6 separate regions of the Homo sapiens genome follow, and regions 1, 3, 4, 5 and 6 are each linked to region 2. A link is a contact called in ENCODE Hi-C or POLR2A ChIA-PET data. All regions are on one chromosome and are shown on one strand. Each heading gives the region's core, a stretch centred on a gene start or an enhancer-like site at or near the end of the contact. The rest is flanking DNA. Distances are from core to core; before and after follow the strand shown.

The links. Hi-C counts contacts between places; a loop is a spot of excess contacts on that map. ChIA-PET counts read pairs that join two places held with the same protein, here RNA polymerase II (POLR2A). Pooled maps may share reads with other maps.
Region 1: a map with no recorded cell type shows a loop between it and region 2 (9-fold over the local background). The contact joins the enhancer-like site here to the promoter of ALDH6A1 in region 2. A Hi-C loop is called at or near these places in 2 of 37 single-sample maps with no recorded cell type and 2 of 50 pooled maps.
Region 3: a loop to region 2 is called in a map of CD4-positive, alpha-beta T cell, with 5 times the contacts of the local background. The contact joins the promoter of DCAF4 here to the promoter of ALDH6A1 in region 2. A Hi-C loop is called at or near these places in 3 of 168 maps with a recorded cell type or tissue (CD4-positive, alpha-beta T cell and naive thymus-derived CD4-positive, alpha-beta T cell), 4 of 37 single-sample maps with no recorded cell type and 9 of 50 pooled maps.
Region 4: a loop to region 2 is called in a map of CD8-positive, alpha-beta T cell, with 6 times the contacts of the local background. The contact joins the promoter of IFT43 here to the promoter of ALDH6A1 in region 2. A Hi-C loop is called at or near these places in 2 of 168 maps with a recorded cell type or tissue (CD8-positive, alpha-beta T cell and naive thymus-derived CD4-positive, alpha-beta T cell) and 11 of 50 pooled maps.
Region 5: a loop to region 2 is called in a map of CD8-positive, alpha-beta T cell, with 5 times the contacts of the local background. The contact joins the promoter of RBM25 here to the promoter of ALDH6A1 in region 2. A Hi-C loop is called at or near these places in 3 of 168 maps with a recorded cell type or tissue (CD4-positive, alpha-beta T cell, CD8-positive, alpha-beta T cell and naive thymus-derived CD4-positive, alpha-beta T cell), 3 of 37 single-sample maps with no recorded cell type and 16 of 50 pooled maps.
Region 6: a loop to region 2 is called in a map of naive thymus-derived CD4-positive, alpha-beta T cell, with 18 times the contacts of the local background. The contact joins the promoter of ZFYVE1 here to the promoter of ALDH6A1 in region 2. A Hi-C loop is called at or near these places in 1 of 168 maps with a recorded cell type or tissue (naive thymus-derived CD4-positive, alpha-beta T cell), 4 of 37 single-sample maps with no recorded cell type and 11 of 50 pooled maps. POLR2A ChIA-PET finds 5 or more read pairs at or near these places in 3 of 52 experiments (B cell, PC-9 and activated CD4-positive, alpha-beta T cell).

What each region holds. Positions count from the first base shown.
Region 1 is chr14:72,476,479-72,479,366 of GRCh38, forward strand. RGS6 (regulator of G protein signaling 6) reads left to right here. Exons shown (of 18, transcript NM_001204424.2): 11 at 264-362; 12 at 1,790-1,851. Among named protein-coding and RNA genes, the nearest start is that of MIR7843, 39 kb to the right of the region's middle. RefSeq lists an enhancer at 320-529. Within about 2 kb of position 1,258, at least 2 of the 41 ENCODE cell types and tissues checked have a DNase peak (open chromatin) inside an H3K27ac peak, as active enhancers do.
Region 2 is chr14:74,082,923-74,085,702 of GRCh38, forward strand. It overlaps ALDH6A1 (aldehyde dehydrogenase 6 family member A1), which reads right to left and starts at 1,531. Exons shown (of 12, transcript NM_005589.4): 1 at 1,425-1,531. The coding sequence starts at 1,472. LIN52 (lin-52 DREAM MuvB core complex component) reads left to right here and starts at 2,034. Exons shown (of 6, transcript NM_001024674.3): 1 at 2,034-2,071. The coding sequence starts at 2,053. RefSeq lists an enhancer at 1,943-2,122.
Region 3 is chr14:72,924,883-72,927,713 of GRCh38, forward strand. DCAF4 (DDB1 and CUL4 associated factor 4) reads left to right here and starts at 1,582. Exons shown (of 14, transcript NM_015604.4): 1 at 1,582-1,661. RefSeq lists enhancers at 1-560, 961-1,060, 1,351-1,620, 2,292-2,831 and a silencer at 1,791-1,850.
Region 4 is chr14:75,984,321-75,987,026 of GRCh38, forward strand. IFT43 (intraflagellar transport 43) reads left to right here and starts at 1,443. Exons shown (of 9, transcript NM_001102564.3): 1 at 1,443-1,520. The coding sequence starts at 1,467. RefSeq lists an enhancer at 1,096-1,597 and a silencer at 1,424-1,733.
Region 5 is chr14:73,057,124-73,060,002 of GRCh38, forward strand. RBM25 (RNA binding motif protein 25) reads left to right here and starts at 1,411. Exons shown (of 19, transcript NM_021239.3): 1 at 1,411-1,582. RBM25-AS1 (RBM25 antisense RNA 1) reads right to left here and starts at 2,330. Exons shown (of 2, transcript NR_184256.1): 1 at 2,153-2,330; 2 at 1-1,634. RefSeq lists enhancers at 688-1,652, 724-1,923, 976-1,515.
Region 6 is chr14:73,025,604-73,028,370 of GRCh38, forward strand. ZFYVE1 (zinc finger FYVE-type containing 1) reads right to left here and starts at 1,503. Exons shown (of 12, transcript NM_021260.4): 1 at 1,323-1,503. RefSeq lists a silencer at 1,206-1,415 and an enhancer at 1,646-1,845.

The sequences.
Region 1 (2,888 bases), core at 8-2,507, 1.6 Mb before region 2:
CCATATTTGGAGAAACACTGAGATACAAGGAGGCTATTTTCAGCCCAATAAAAGATAGGATTTGGGTTATAGTGGTACCCCAAAGATGAGATGACATGCCTTAAGAGGCAGCATTCTCATCATTGAAGAAATAAAAGCAGAGACCAATCTCTTATTGTCATGAGGGGATTCACGAAATTGGATGAGTCATTGGACTAGCTGACCCCTAAGCCACCCTCCAATTCTGTGGGTGGATGATCCTCTGTGCTTGCTTCTTCTCCTAGTCCGTGTATGGCGTGACTGAAGAGTCCCAGGCACAGAGCCCGGTGCATGTACTCAGCCAACCAATCAGGAAAACAACAAAAGAGGACATCCGGAAACAGGTGAATGAATTGACAGCTTGCACTCTCAGGAGGAGACGTGGCCAGTTTAAAAACCCTTTCAAATGTTCAACTCTGAAGATTGAGCAAGCTTTGAGTTCCTGGAAACCACAGTGGAACCCAGCTGTGGGTGATTGAACCTTTTAAGTGCTGTGTGTGAACAAGCCACGGAAGCTTGAGAGAAAGAATTCTCTACCCAGTTCCTCCAGCAGTTACTAGAAAAGGGCGTAAATGAGTCATCCCATGCCTTGGGGTAACTGCTGTAATGGGGTTTCCCACAGTCCGCTGTGGGAGCTGGAGGAAGGAGGGGGCTCATGTCACACAGTCCTTATAATTGGAATGCACCAGCTCAGGATGGTCTACTTTATTGCTGTGATTTGAAAGGAAAGTTTAAGAATAAATAAAGCTCTACTCCCAATGCCATTTCAGCATTACTTGGTTGAATGTTATTTTCTTTCATGATGAGCAGCCCAGGTCAACAGACAATGGCTAATTATATTACTTCCTTCTGATATTTACTGGTAACAAAGCAACCTACTGTTTATATTATGCCTTGCTGGTTCCTAGAGGGCAAAACCCAAAGGAGTAAACTTTGAGGTGCTTGCCCTTGACAAGTTTATTATCTGATGGGTAAGAGGTAATGGATATATGAAAAAAAAAAGCTATTTGGCGGGGCTCGGGGCTCGGTGGCCCACACCTGTAATCCCAGCACTTTGTGAGGCTGAGGCAGGTGGATCATCTGAGGTAAGGAGTTTGAGACCAGGCTGACCAATATGATGAAACCCCATCTCTACTAAAAATAGAAAAAAGTTAGCCGGGCTTGGTGGCGTGTGACTATAATCCCAGCTACTCGGGAGGCTGAGACAGCAGAATCACTTGAATCTGAGAGGTGGAGGTTGCAGTGAGCTGAGATCATGCCGCTGCACTCCAGCCTAGGCAACAGAATGAGACTCTGTCTCAAAAAAAAAAAAGAAAAAAAGAAAAAAAAACCACACAGAAAAAAAGCTATTTGATGATTCCAGTCAAGCATGCCAAGGACATGGGTGTGACGTGCCTGTGAAAGGTGGGCAGAGGAGGGGTCACTGGGGATTGTTCAAAACAGGTATTTATGGGGCACATTTCACCTGTCCATGCTGTTGCTAAGCTACGTAGAAAATACATTGCCTTTAAATTTTGGAAAGCAAGACTTAAATCACACCACAGTATAGGAGGAGATGAGACAAAGGCTAAATTGCAGAATATGAATCTTGTATGATAGGGATGTCCAGAGGCACAAGTAATTTGCTGGAGGGCAGAGCTGAGGGAGTTGGAGATGTCTGGCCAGAGGAGGTATTTGGATCTTGGTGGAAATGCAGGATTTGGGTTTGTGGAGCGAGGGGAAAAAAATAATTTTAGTTTGGTCTTAACATCTGTGTTCTCTATTTTCCCAGATAACATTTTTGAACGCACAGATCGACAGACATTGTTTGAAAATGTCCAAAGTGGCTGAAAGGTATGTTTTCCTTTAATAATATTACTACTTTCTTCTAATTTAACAGGGAAGAAATGTTACAGGGTTATGGTTAACGAATGTGTTCAATGCCAAGAGTTAGACTGTAGTTATTCCTTAGACTGGGGTGCAGAAAAACCCACAGGCTCCATGTGAGTATAACTAAGATAACAGACCTCCCTTGAGTGATGTCAAGAAATGTTCCGTTGCTAAGGCTTTACAGGGGGTGGCCACGGGACCTTGTCAATCAAGGAAGAATGTCCTTTAAAGCTACATAATGCACCTTTGCCTTCAGCCTCTGGATTAATTCAAATGGAAATTGCTCCCCTTTCAGCTATAAAATGCCCAGATTCACTTTATAGGGGAAAAGAAATTATGTGTGTCCTTTGAGGTGCTGGCTGCATAGACAGGAGGGGACTGGATCATCGGGAAGTGTTCCGCCTCCACACGCCATCAACCACTGAACTGCATCGAATCAGCTGTAAAGAAAATATTTGGCCCCTCCAGCCTGGCTTCCACAGCGGTGTGTGTGCTTCATTCTGCACCAGTAGCTAGTTCCACTCCGTTAACTCATGGGAGACTCAATTTTATCAACTAAATGGTCTGTTTTTTTAACTCTTCCGTGAAGATGGGAGACCACATGGGGAATCTATATGGAATAAATCTAACCAGGCAGCTCAGTAGTGAACATTTATTCATCCATATGCTACCGTTAAAGCAATGACCAATTGCTTAAGGAATCAAGAGCTTAAGTTGGGTCTTGGTATTTATTGGATGTCAGATAAACTGAGTCTTTTAAGCCCAGCTCCTACAGGGGGCTGGCTGTGAGAGCCATCTATAAGCCTGTAAGCCTTTCTCTGCTGGCTCCTGGGTTGATTCACATCTTTTTTCTAGATAAATTACAACAAATGGAAGGTATAAAAACTCCAACCCCAAACAAAGAGTCTGATTGAATACCCTACCTTCAGGGGCTAAGGACATCCCTGGACTTGGGCTCACGTCTTTATTCCAGGGTTTCTCGATTGTGGCACTAGTGACAT
Region 2 (2,780 bases), core at 281-2,780:
TGTGATGGGAGGGGAAGAGGAGGCAAAGGAAAAAAGCCAATTTCAGTAAAAGATTTCAAGAAGTTGGTAAGAAAAATATAGGGTGGAAACTTTGTTTTCCTGCTACTAAAAAAAGATACTAGAACAGAACAAGGATCGCAGCAAGAAATATGAGTGAGGCCAGACCATCTGCCAAACCCTTCAAACTCATCCTTTCTACCTTCCCCATTAAATAGCATATTTAAAAATGAATCTTTGCTGACTCTGCCAAGAATCTTAAAACTGCCCAAGTTTCTTTACTAGAACTCACGGAAACCTGGTGAATACTAATATTACCTAAAAGCTCAGCAATATAGAGGAAATTCTCAGACTGGATGTAATGAATAAGAACGGCACTGTTGTTTCTTGCAGACTGTTTCTTGCCTGCGGTAAATCTTGCCACATACTCTAAATCCTTGGTAGGCCATGAACAGGGGAAAGACTATAAACAGAGTTGGAGATTACAGGCCTCAGGCATGCAACTCCTGTAGCTTTACCATTTCTCCTTAGGTTGGCTTCAGAGAGGACTCAATCCCCCAAGTGCAGAGATGAGGGTGTGTAGCACTAGAAGAGCTGATTTTGGGGTGGGAACTTAGACTTCTTGTCTTACCTGGCTCCCACTTTCTATCACCCGTTTTAAAGATGTTTGGTACCTTGAACATACATGGAACATACTGGTAGCTTTAACTGTGTGCCCTTATCTACCCTATCTATGTAGATGTGCCCTATCTATGTAAACTGTAACTTAGCTGAGAAAAAGTTTAACTCAAAGTTTTGGCAAGAAAGGGGACAGCCAGTCCATGGAAAATACAAAGAGCCACACTTAGGGAAAATAGCTTAGCAAATGGCTGCCTTTGGTGAAAATCTAGAGTCCACCTCTAGAAGGAAATTCAAAGTTCATACACTGACCCTCGCCCCTCGCGTCCCCCCTCCCCCTTACCTCAGATCACCACGGATAGTGAAGTAGGGTGGGGGAAGGGAGCAATGGCAAAGTGGACGCTCACGGCAGGGGACAGAGTAACCAAAAAGAGTAGTTTCTGGGGGAGAGAGAGAAGGCTGGTGCAGAGGTAAAAAGGAAAGACGGTGGGCGGATGGAGAGATGAGGGCAAGAGAGTGACAGCAGGGAGCGGGCAGAGCTGGAGAAGGAGAGTGGGCGAGAGCCAGAAAAGAGGAGGCTTAGGAGTAAAAGGGTAGAGGGCCAAGGGTAACAGCCCAGGGTTGGATCCGGGACCAGGGAGGTTATGAAGTGAGGGCTGGGCATGGGACAGGGCCGCACAGGTCGGGTAGGAGGTCTGGCCAAAAAGGGGTTGGGCCAAGAAGGTGGTCCCGCCCGAGGATGGCTCAGGGAGCGGACGGAAAGGATCCAATTCCTAGCTTCATGGTGCCTTGGCACCACCCTCACTCGCCTGCAGGATCCGGGCTCGCACTGCCGCCGCCGCCAATAGCGCCGCCATGGCTCTCGGCCGCCCTAGCTCCGCACCCCGCGCCTCTACTGCCCAGAAGCACTACAGCTGCCAGGCCTCGCCCTCCATCCTGCCAGGCTTCCTCATTGGTGGGGAGGACTATTTTCTCCAGCCAATCACTGGTCCGAACACCTGATTCCTCTCCTCACACCCCCGTCCTGGGGATAAGTGATTGGTTAGGAGCGAAAATGCTCTCGCCCTCTGCCACCTCAGCCAATGACGTAGGCGGAGGTAGAGAAGACGCCCCTGACTTGGACACTCCCTACCGAGCACACGGGGAAGACGCCCCCCTAACCTGGAACTCCGATTGGCCAAGGGCGGAACCGAGGCCCCACCCCCCCACTGAAAAAAGTAAATAAGACCCTTCAAGAATTTTGCAGTCGCTCCACCTCAACATCCGCGTAAGGGGCGTGGCTATACTTAGGGGCGGGGCTAGGCAAAGATTGCCCTATGAGGCGAGGGAATGAGACTGGGCTGCGAGTTGGGGATAGGGTTTCTCTTTGGGGGCGTGGCTTATGGAACCTCGTTTTCCCGCCGACGGTTGGCCACGTCACGTGACATGGGTTGGAAGATGGCGTCTCCCACAGACGGTAAGAGCCGGCTTAGAGATCTTTGCCTGCAGCCTCCTTCTTTGCTCTACTGGGAACATCCACTCTGTCTCTGCCCCTCGAACATACATTTCTTTCTTGGGCTCTTCTCCTTTCCCTTTTATTTTTTTTCTTGAGATCCATCGCCGTCTTCAGCTCACCGGTTCTTCACAGCAGCTCCGGAGGTGCCCAGTTTCCCCGCTCTGTACCAGGCGTGTGGAGGAGGGCACTAGGGAGGGACTCATTCTGGGTAAAAGGACAGGGGGGTCGCCCTGTGCCTTCCTTATCTCTATTTGGGCGAGGCTGAGGGTCGAGGAGGAGATGTTTCTGGAGGACGTGGCTTACTGTAGTTTTTTCCTTGGGGTACCCATTGAAAGGATCAGTTCTCTTCTGATTGAGCGCACGGATGGAATGATTCTCACAAACCCTCGCAGGGCTGCTGGCTGACCTCATCTCGATACTGAACCGCAAGAGAAACATGATCTCTCTCCTGTCTCCTCAGTTTGGGACCATTGCCGTGGCAGCAAGAGAAGCGGGGGACGTTCTCGGCCCCTCGCCCTGAGAGTCGCGAGGAGAATCAGTATTGAGCTTTTAAGTGTCGTCTTGCACAGGTCGCAACCTGTCTTCCATCTGCTTTACGTGTTGTTTCTTAAGGCTGAGTGAATTAACGATTTCTGTTTATATATTGTGTAAAATGCAAGTCATTTCAAGT
Region 3 (2,831 bases), core at 332-2,831, 1.2 Mb before region 2:
AACTCTAGAACCCTCAGAGCCTCCCATTGTCTACTTTTTTTTTTCTTGAGACAGGGTCTCACTCTGTCACCCAGGCTGGAGTGCAATGGCGCTATCTCGGCTCACTGCAACCCCCGCCTCCCGGGTTCAAGCAATTCTCCTGCCTCAGCCTCCTGAGTAGCTGGGATTACAGGCGCCCGCCACCACGCCCGGCTAATTTTTTGTATTTTTAGTAGAGTTGGGGGTTTCGCCATGTTGGCCAGGCTGGTCTGGAACTCCTAGCCTCAAGTGATCCACCCGCCTCAACCTCCCAATGTGCTGGGATTTCAGGCGTGAGCCACTGCACCCGGCCTGACTACTCTTTCCCTGGCAATTGCTGCGTCACCAAGCCCCAACCCACCCTGCTGAGTTTTCCTTCCAAGACTCCCCTCCCATCCAGCCGGCTTGAACCGGCCTCCAGTCACGTTGTTTGTTCAGCTAGAATTTTTCTCTGCCTTCTCTTCAAGGCCGCTCAAGCTTCATGAAGCGGTTCTTTATTCTGACTATGCCCACTTCTCTCATTTCCCTCATCACCCGGCCCCGCTCCACATACTGCATTTATCTATAAACTCCTGAGAGCCAGGAGTTTAGCCTGAAATCCTAGCTTCCTGGTTAAGAGCTGAAATGCCTTCGCACGGCGTGCAATGGGTGAACCCCACCGCCTGCTTTCTAACGGGTCCAAGCCGCGGGCAGGGGCCTGTGTTACGGAGCCGCATGACACACCAGGCCTACTGCTGGACCCCAACAAGCCTAGCCTCTGTGAATCCAGCTGTCCTCACAAACTGTCTCTTCGGGACACAAGCCCATCAGAGGCTTCCGTTTTCCTTTCATAAGATCTCATAACCGTCAGCTGATACCTGGGACAGGCACAGCACACATAGGTCATTCTAGAAATATTGGTGGTCTGAACAAACTCTAAGCTGGAGAGGACATGAGAATGATAGATCCGATTCCTTCTCTCAACAGAAGAAATCAAGGCACAGAGAAGGGAAGAGACTCGCCCTAGGTCCCACAGCAAGCAGCAGTACTGGAGCCAACACGGAGGCCCCCCGGTTTCACGGTCAGGGCTCGCTACGCTACACCCTGAACGCAGACCCAGGGCAGCGGCCTCGGCCGCCTGAGGCCACTGCCGAAGACTTCGCCGCCAGTCGTAACATCACGTTACTTCTGTCCCTCGCCTCACAGACTCCTTCGCTCTTTCCACTACAGCGAGAGGACTTCTCCAGGGCCGCATCACCCTGCGGAGGGAGGAAGACACGGTCTCTCACGAAAGGGTCTCCAGACAGTTCCGCTGCTCCGGGAGCAGCCCCCGGCCCCGCCCCCGCGTGCGCCTGGCCCCACCCCCAAGCGCTCCATGACCAGCCTCCACGTGCATCCGCCCCAGACAGGCCAGGCCTGGGAGGAGCCGAAGCCCCACTCCCCGCCTTCTTCATGAGATCGTCCCTATTGACGTCGACAGACAGAAGCCGCGTCCAGTGAGAAGGAAAGAACGGCCGCTATAGCCCTATCGGCTGCTACAACACCAAAACGCATCCACCTAACTGGCTGACGCTACACCTTGGTCTTTCCGGGTCCTTGCACGCTTCGCTCCAACTCCTGCAGAGCTGAGCCGGAGGGGAATCCGGAAGGGACACGCTGAACAGGTAAGACTGTGCTGCCTGGGGTGCCTACTGGCATCGATTCGAGGGCTGCCGCGCTCCCGCTGCAGAGCTCGGGGTGGGAGACAGGCGCGGCGAGGAAGGCCAGGGAAAGGGGCGGGGAGGGGCGGGGAGGAGTGAGCACGTGGAACGCCGGCGCCACCGGGCCTAGGTGGCAGCTGGGCCGGCGCGCTCCGCCCGTTCTGGGGCGCGTGGGGCCCTCCGGCCGGATCAGTGCTGCAACCGTAAACACGCAGGGAGGGCACCCCGAGTGTCGCCGCTGAGGGCGTTTCTCTAAGCGCTTCTCTGAGACCTGCTGCTGAAGGCCCCACCCGACACCTGGCGGGGGCTGGGCTGCGGGCCTTGGGGCGGTGTCCCCTGTGAATGTTCAGGTCAGCATAACAGGTTAGGTGTGGTTGAAGCTTACGAAGTGGCCGGCTCTGTGCTGCCGGCTTCACAGGCGCTAACATTTGCCAGCGCTATGATGTCCTTGTCAGACGCAGAAAGGGGTGCAGTTTGGTTGTCCGTCGGGGTAGCGCACAACTAGCAAGTGATGGGGCCTGGGTTTGGCCCTCGCCTCCACTCTGAGTTGTGAGTTAGCGAGAAAGCCACGCCTCGTGGGCTCCCCGGGGGCTTCAGAAACCATGACGCCTTTCACCATGGTGTTCTACAGGCATTGTCTTGTGACTCCAGCAGCGCAGCCAGAAGCAAAGAAAACTGAGGGGACGGCTTCCTAGAGGAAACAATTCCAAAGTCCCAAACTCTGATTTTAAATAACGATGGAAATTAGAGTCGCGGTGGTGTTCTTTTTTTTTTTTTTTTTTTTTTTTTTTTGAGGCGGAGTCTCGCTGTCGCCCAGGCTGGAGTGCAGTGGCACGATCTCGACTCACTGCAGCCTCCGCCCCCGGGGTTCACGCCATTCTCCTGCCTCAGCTTCCCGCGTAGCTGGGGCTACAGGCGACCACCACCTCGCCCGGCTAATTTTTTGTATTTTTAGTAGAGACGGGGTTTCACCGTGTTAGCCAGGATGGTCTCGATCTCCTGACCTCGTGATCCGCCCGCCTCGGCCTCCCAAAGTGCTGGGATTACAGGCGTGAGCCACCGCGCCCGGCCTGAGGTGGTGTTCTGTGGGTAACCAGGCCTGGGGGTCCTACCAACAGAGGTGGAATCCCTGTT
Region 4 (2,706 bases), core at 193-2,692, 1.9 Mb after region 2:
CTGTGAGCTTACAAGAAATGGAAAAATCCAAAGATTAATCCCTTCTTCCTCATCTGGTGCCGAAGAAGAAGGGAACAAGGGATTCATTGGAGCCTATATTTCATCTGTCTTGGATTTTTGGCAATGAGTGTTTCTTCAGATTAAAATCTAACAAAGTATTCTCACTGAGAAGCAAGTTAACAAAGGATCTTAGAGATAATCTCTAAAGTAATTACAAGGGAGGAAACTGATAGCGGAAAGGGCTCTGCTCTGACTACACAGGTAGTTTTCAGGAGAGCTAAGATGAGAACACAGCTCTTCTGATATCCAGGCCAGTGCTCTTGCTGTCACAGGCATGCTAACACACAGTCCTATCCAGTAACATGTGTGACTGAACTGAGTGATTTACTGGATATTTAAGAAATGCTTGCAATGAGGTTTCAGGGGTGCTACTCCCACTTCCGAATCCTTGCTTTTAACCTGTGTCCATCCAGGCCTTCCCCTCAACATAATACTGGAATGTTGTTTGCTTTCAGGGCTATCAGCCCATCTCCTATGGATCTCAGCCAACCAGTGTCAGGGACCTGGCCAGTGATATTGACTTGGAGATCTCATATGAAGAGTCAACAAAGACGCAACTTAAATGCCCCATTAGGCTGGGAATTTGTGGTACATCTCCCTCTGCCAGCCTAGGAGAATGGCTGGCACCCAGTAGTATGTGCTGGAGATAAATACTCCAGTAATGTCTGGTGTCAGAAGGGCATTTGGCTCTGCTGCTTGGCACTTAGGTGATTTTCCTCAAGCCCCTTCTTTGTACCTCAGTGTGCTTTATTGTTGTGTTAGAGATACTACTGCTACTCACTTTGCGGGATTATTGGGATTTAATGAGATATTGAATATTTGTACTTTTGAAAGTTATTACTACTCAGCTATTTGATGTGTTGATTCAGCCTCTCTGTAAACTTCTTGAAGGCAGAGATTATGTATATTGCAGTTTCCATAATTCATGGTAAACCATTTATTACACCTGATTCCCTGTTTTCTCATCTGTCAAATGGAAACAATACCACTTATCTTGCTTCCCACACAAGGTTGTTAATGCCCCTCACGTTAAGCCAATAACTGTGACGGCCTTCTGTACCTTGCAAAGAGCTGTACAAGTGGGAGGCATCAGTATAGCAGTAGTAGTGCTTTGCACTTAATATATTGATATATTTAAACAGAGCTACAAATACAGACAGTTCCTAACGACCAAATTATTTTACCGTCTCGCAGGAGCAGCGTTGGCGAGTTTTAATAACCGGAGGTTGCTTCCAGATGTCAAGCAAGGCAGATTTAAGAAAGATTCGGTAGTTTGGAGGATGGCACACAGAATCCAGGAACCATGCTGCGTACCCTTTAAAAATTGGGGTGGAGGGGCGGGGCTGTTAGCAGGGACGCGTCTGGGCCAGTCGGTTTCCAGGAAGTGACGTCAGGCGGCCGCGGAGATGGAGGATTTGCTCGACTTGGACGAGGAGCTTCGCTACAGCTTGGCTACCTCCGTGAGGACCAATTCGGGGGCCTTGGGGGCCAGGATTTGGCGGGTGGGGAGGAGCGACCCCGCCGGCCCCGACTTCTCTGAGGCGACTCAGGGCGGCAGGCCTCGCGCCGCGCCGGGTGAGGCCCAGAAGGAGGCAGCCTCACCGCCCCGCCCCCAGGCCACTGTGGGCTCCGCCGCTGCTGGCCTGGGGTTTGCTTTCTTTAAAATCCTCAGAAAGTAGAAAACACCCTGTCCCCGCCGGCGTCTAGGACCGTGGGAAATTTCCGAGCCTTTCTCCGTTTTCTAGAGCCCCGAGTGCGAACTTCCCCAGAACAGATCGATCACAGGGTGATAGGGGAGCCCCGGCCGGGGTCGCACTCGCTCCCATCCTAGAGTTTTTCCTTTGGGACACCTCGTCGCAGAAGTTCCTGCAAAAGCCGCACTGTTTTATGCATGGAAGGGAGGCAGGCAGGGACGGCCTTTCTTCCCGGTAATCCCCGTGGGGAGGTGGGAGTTAACCTCAGTTACCTCAGTAGTTAAGGAAACCAAGACCGATTTGTAACGTGAGGGAGTGATTAGGTGCTCAGGCACTGAGGCCAGATGGAGCATAGAGCTGTTGCCTGGGTTCAAAAAAAAAAAAAAAACCTAAAAAACGATTTAACCTTTCCGAGCCTTGGTTTCCTTATGCCTAGAATGGAGGTGTTACAGTGAAAAGGAAATGCAACAATACATGGGAAGCGTGTAACTCAGTGCTTGGCATATGTTATCACGGAAGAGGTCAGAAGAGGTTAGCTACTGCTGCCTATGAGGCTGTGGTTTACCCAGCGTTATAGTTAGTAAATAATGGAGCTAGATTCAAGACCCAAGTTCAGTGTCTACCTTCCTCCTTTGTAACCCCCATCAGGCCTTTTTATCTTTAAAACTGGTTAGGATCGCACTTACTAAAAGATTGGGCCCCAGAGCAAGTCTTTAGTGTCTGCTGTGAAATCTCTAAGTGTTTTGAAGGTCACCAGGCCTGCTGATACGTGAATGTTTTTTAGTACCTGGGGATGTGAATGTAGTTATTCATTCATTCAACAAATATTTATTGAGCCCCTACTGTGTATCAGGCAGTGTCCTAGGTGCTGGAGATACAGCAATGAATAAAGCAAAGTTCCTGCCCTCATGTGATTATGTTGTAGTGGGAGAAGATGGGCAATAAATAGACT
Region 5 (2,879 bases), core at 161-2,660, 1.0 Mb before region 2:
ATTGGTACTCATCATATGTTAATCATTTCTTTTCTTTTCTTTTCTTTTTTTTTGAGACAATGTCTCACTTTGTTGCCCAGGCTGGAGTGCAGTGGTGCCATCTCGGCTCACTGCAACCTCCGCCTCCAGGGTTCAAGCGATTCTCCTGCCTCAGCCTCCCGAGTAGCTGGGATTACAGGCGCCTGCCACCACGCCTAGTTTATTTTTGTATTTTCAGTAGAGACGGGGTTTTGCCATGTTGGCCAGGGTGGCCTCGAACTCCTAACCTCAGGTGATCCACCCGCCTCGGCCTCCCAAAGTGCTGGGGTTACAGGCGTGAGCCACCGCGCCCGGCCGGTAATCATTTCTGTCACTCAACAAATATTTATTGAGCGCTTGCTATGTACCAGGACCTGTTCTTGCACAAAACAGGCAATCCATGCATTGCTTACATTCACATTCTAGTGGGGGTAGTGACGGACCATAAAATCAGCAAGAAAAATGTATGTTATGATAGATGGTTATGAGTGCTTTAGAGTAAAATTAAGTAGGGGAGGCAGGCAGGAAGTGTGTAGTATGTTTCAATTTTATATTAGGCTGGTCATGGTTTGTCATCTATTTCACCTGGCTCACAGTTCTTGCAGGACAGGAACAAATCTCACTTCCATTTGCCTTCATACTTCCAGCACTTAACACAGCACCAGGAACTCAGGGAGGCAATAACTTTATACTGAATCCGTTTTATGCCTTCCTAGAGGCAAGCAGTTGAGAAAGGCGTGTAACTAGATATTGCCTATAAGGTCCACAATTGGAATAACGTAATCATTTATGATTAATTTTATTCATTTCCATTAACTTAAGCTAAGTTCTTTTAGCACGTTTAGATTACAGAACGAAAGCTGTGTTAACTAGTATTACAGGACTTTTCACGTTTTTCCAAACATCTTCTAGCCACCTCTTTGGCCCTACAACTACGCATAAGCTTTTGCTTTTCAAAAAACCTCCACAGCCTTTGCCAATTATTTGTTGATCTCGAGTAGTTGTTATAACAGCACTTGGGGTTTAACACTAAGGTTGCAGATCGCGCCCAGTTATCAGTTCCTCGAACCTCAAGGAATCACAAAGCAAGGTTCCACCCCCCGAAAAACTACGAAAAGTGAGAAAGCCTCTAACACTCCTCGCGCCGTGCCCAGCCGGAACCTTGACCTCAAGATGGCGTCCCGTAGTCGTAAGATTCAGTCGGCTCCAATCAAACATGGTGGGTCATAATTTACAGTTCGGGCCTTTCTAGTAACCGCTAGACGCTGCTTCTCTATGGTTATTCGTCTCGGCTTGGTGAGTCAGAGCCAACAGCGGAGACGATCTATATACGTTCTTCTCTATGGTTCCGCGCTCCCCGCCCCCGGCCGCAGTGCACGCCGGGCAAGAGGAAGACCTCCATCAGCTCGCCGCGCAGCGCGGCTGTATTTGCGGCCTGTGCGAGTAGGCGCTTGGGCACTCAGTCTCCCTGGCGAGCGACGGGCAGAAATCTCGAACCAGTGGAGCGCACTCGTAACCTGGATCCCAGAAGGTCGCGAAGGCAGTACCGTTTCCTCAGCGGCGGGTGAGTTTGTGTCTCTGAACGCGTGTGGAAACCGGGAGACCGGGTGCCTCAGCTGGTGGAGGAGGAAAAGCCGGGGTGGCTGCGAAAGCGCCAGGGTGGGGTAGAGGTAAGGGGGAGCGCGGAGGCGGGGGTGGGGGAGGGGTCGGCACGAGGCTTGGTTTCTTCTCTTCTCTAAGGCCTGGAAAAGCTGTGGGCCCAGCCGTAGCTGGTGGAGGCCAGACCTACGGCTTGAGCTTTCCGTCTTGCATTGTCGCCCACTTTCCCTTTCCCTTCCACGTTCCGCCGCGGAGTGAATCGTCTCTGCCCCCCCTGGGCTCCACGTTAGATACAAAACGATCGATCTGCCCCAGGGGAGCCCTTCCCTGAGCCCCCTTACTTACCGGAGCCCCACAGTAGGTTTTCGGGCCTGGGACACTCTCGCCCCAGCCGTTGCCTTGAAGTTAGCCTCTACCCACCCTTTTTAGCGAGGTGCTGGCCACCAACGGATATCTTTCCCTTCCTCTTTGGCCATCTAGAGCCCGCCACCAAGTGAACTGGGCCCCACCCCCTTGGAATTGAGCTAATACCTACCTTTTTAGCAGTCTCCTGGCTTGCTTAAGATAGTCATGAATTTTGCCATCCTGCCTCTTTTGCGCATTGGAGGGTGCAGTAAACTGTATATCGCCATTCATTCTAGGCGATTACTAAGCTCCACATTAAAATGTTACTTTCTCATTTTTCTTTGGTCGTCAATCCTGCTTTTAAATACGGTTTTCCGGAATAGACGTAGGACTATGAAGATTTTTCGGAGGTTATGTAATATGGATTTGTATTGCCATGGAAATGCCATTTTGATACTGGGCAGAGTGGAGCCAAGAGAAGGGAAGAGATTGGACCTCTGTTGCACCCTACTGCTGTATTAGTGTGAAGTACTCTGTGTATTAGGCCGTGGGCAGTAATGTATAAATAATTTTTGTATAGTCTTTGGAGCTTTTAATTTTTTTAAAGGCTATTTCCAAAAACATTCAGAGGACTTGAAAGGGATTAAGTTGGTCATAAGTTACTCATGATTCAAGTGAATCTTATAGTATTCTAATTCATTTAACTTAAAGCCTTGGTTTTTCTTTTTCTTTTTTCTTTTAAGCTTTGGTTTTTGTTCCTCTGTAAAATGAATTTATAGTAGTATCTATACGTTATTGGGGTTGGGGATTGAGAAAAACGTATGTAAAATCCTTCGTGCAGTATCCAGGTAACACACATAAGCATTTAAATCTATATTGACATAATTTGTTATTTAAGGATTTTCAATGAAATGTAA
Region 6 (2,767 bases), core at 253-2,752, 1.1 Mb before region 2:
GAGAATCACTTGAACCCAGGAGGCGGAGGTTGCAGTGAGCCAAGATCTTGCCACTGCACTCCAGCCTGGAAGACAGGGCAAGACTCCCTCAAAAAAAAAAAAAAAAAAAAAAATCTCAAAATTGTGGCTAAAGCTCCTCCTCTTGACAACAAACGCCACCTCTAGGCCCAAGGCATTTAAGAGACTTTGCTGCTCTATTTCCCAGACTGGAATTTTCTGTTCATTCAGATATTAAATTCAGAATCTAAATCACTAAGTGAGTAGTCCTTGGAAGGACAGCCCTCTGCACCCCCACATGCATCCCACAATTGGGAGGAGTGGAGAGGCCTTCACAAAGCTAATGAAAATGTAATAATAAACTTTAGATCTATCAAATACCTGGGCCGACCTGGTTAGCCTTGTAACTGGATTGTTTCAACTCTAGCTAGATGTATATTAAAGACTCAAAACTTAGAAACAATAGTAACAATTTCATCTTTAAAAACAATTTTTTTACACTGTAATTCTTCTGTCCCTTCTTTCACTAACTGAAAAAAAAAAAAAAAAGGAGCAACAGGAGACAATTCCTCTACTTTGACCCATGGCAAAGCCAGGCCTGCAGTGAATCAAAACAAATAATTTTTCTCTTTGTCACTTAAAAACTAACTTAAAAATAACTTCAAAATACGAAAAAAGATAACTGGGGCAAGAAAGGGGCTTTTGTCACTTTGACAATTATATTCCTAATTCCCCCTAGCCTTGACCCGCATTCCAAGGCCCCGACAAGGTGTAAAGCCCTGCCTTTCTGATAGTCACTCCTCCCCTACAGTAATCAATCTATCAACCTTATTTTCAGATAAACAAGGAAGGCGAAGGGAGTGACTAGGGGATCTTATTTACTACAATCTAACCTCAGACATGCCCAGCCAGCTCCCAAAACAGAAACAAAAATCAAACTTGTCACAATTGAGAAAAATATAAAATCAACCTTCAAAAGTACACCTCACGCCCGGCCATGTCAACCAAACATTTTGCCCACTCGGGCCCCCACCTCGACACCTCTCCCCAGCCGGGGGTTCCTCACCCTTCCTTCCACCCGGACACCACCGCCACAACCCGAGGGGCAGGAGCGGAGCCTAAGAACAAAGAAGGTCCCCCAAAATCCCCCCCACGCCGGCAAAACCCGGAGCCGAATCCATTGTTTATACCACCCCACCCCCACCCCCGCCGCACCCGCCCCCCCTTCCTCCCGAGGGCAGCCTGAGCCCCAGGACGATCACTCGCCCCGCGCTGGGCCGTGCCCTCCCCGCCCTGCCCTGCCCGCCGCGGCCCGGGGATCCCACCACTGAGAAGCTCGGCCGCAGCAAGGCGGCGTCGGGGGGCCGCAGGGCGCCAGTGGGGGCAGAGGCTATTCCTCAGGACACCGGCAGATCCATCCTCATCTCCATCTCCGCCACCCTCCTCCTTCGTTGCCTCCCGGGCTTCCTCCTCTCCTGTTGTCAGTTGGGATCAGCTGATCGGAGTGAACTTCTCCCAGCTCGGACTAACAGGAAGGCGTGAGCGGTGCAGCCCAGAAAGGGAGGAGCGAGAGAGGGAGGATCCCGGCGCCAGCAAGGGCGTAGTGCGCACTGCCTCCTGGGAGATGTAGCTCCTCGAGGCGCGCTCTCGCCCCTCATCCCGGAAAGGAAGACTCTGAATGACTACAACTCCCAGTACTGAAGAGGCTGCTCTTGCGAGGAGGCGGTGGGGACAGGCTACGGAGGATTTCGGGACTTGGAGTTTTTGCATTGAGTGTGGTGTCCGCAGGTTTCAGCACGTTCTTTTGGGTTGTAACTGGGGAAGGCATGGTGCTACATTAGAGAACTGATGTAATAATGTCTAGTATAAGTGGGAAATGGTGAGTCAATTAATTTGGATTCAAGTAACCTCTTGCACACCATTCCCTCAGAAACGTGTGAGCACAGACAGTCTCCACCTTCCCAATTTCACTTCGCAAAAACTAAGGAAAAGACCAGAAAAAGTGATAAGAGGATATAGGTACTCTTGGGAAGTTTTTGTTGTTTTTCCCCCCTTGGCAAAGGACAAAATTACAACGAATTTAGTTTTAAGATCTCAGTTGGCTTTATTGCGACTCTAGGATCAGGCAACACTTCATTCCAGAAAGTGGAGTGAATGTTCTGATGAGCTGAGCAGGAGAGGTTGGCTTTGTAGACAGAGAAAAGCTTGAGGAAGCAAAAGCAAAGAACAAAGAGCATATTGGTTTCTTTCTTTCTCTTTCTTGTCATTCTTTTCTTTCCTCTTTCTTCTCTTTTTTTCAGTCTTCTCATGGGACCTTGACATATTGGTCACTTCTAAGCTACTTTCCTTGGAAGGTGAGGACAGAGAGACAGAACAATAGAAAAATAACTGATTAGTTGACATCAGTTACTTCAGGCTACTTCTTTTGTGTAAGGATTACAACAGAGGGAGCTTCATTATCATGCAACATTAAAACAAGCCTGTTTGGGAAACTGGCTGTCCTTATCCCTCTTTCCTGATTTCTCTGAAGGTCAGATAACAACTTAGCTTGGGTTTGGTAACAACTTAGTTTGGATTTGGTGAGGTGAAACTTTAGCATGGGTGACTCCATTTTTATTTTAGCCAGGTCTATTGGGGCCTGGTGCAGGAGTTTAGTCCAAAACAAAGGCCTCCTATCATTTTTACTTAACACCCTTCAAGGGTATTCTCCAAGCCAACCATGAATTTTTTTTCCTACCTATTATTTTTCTGATCTTTCCTTCTATAGTTT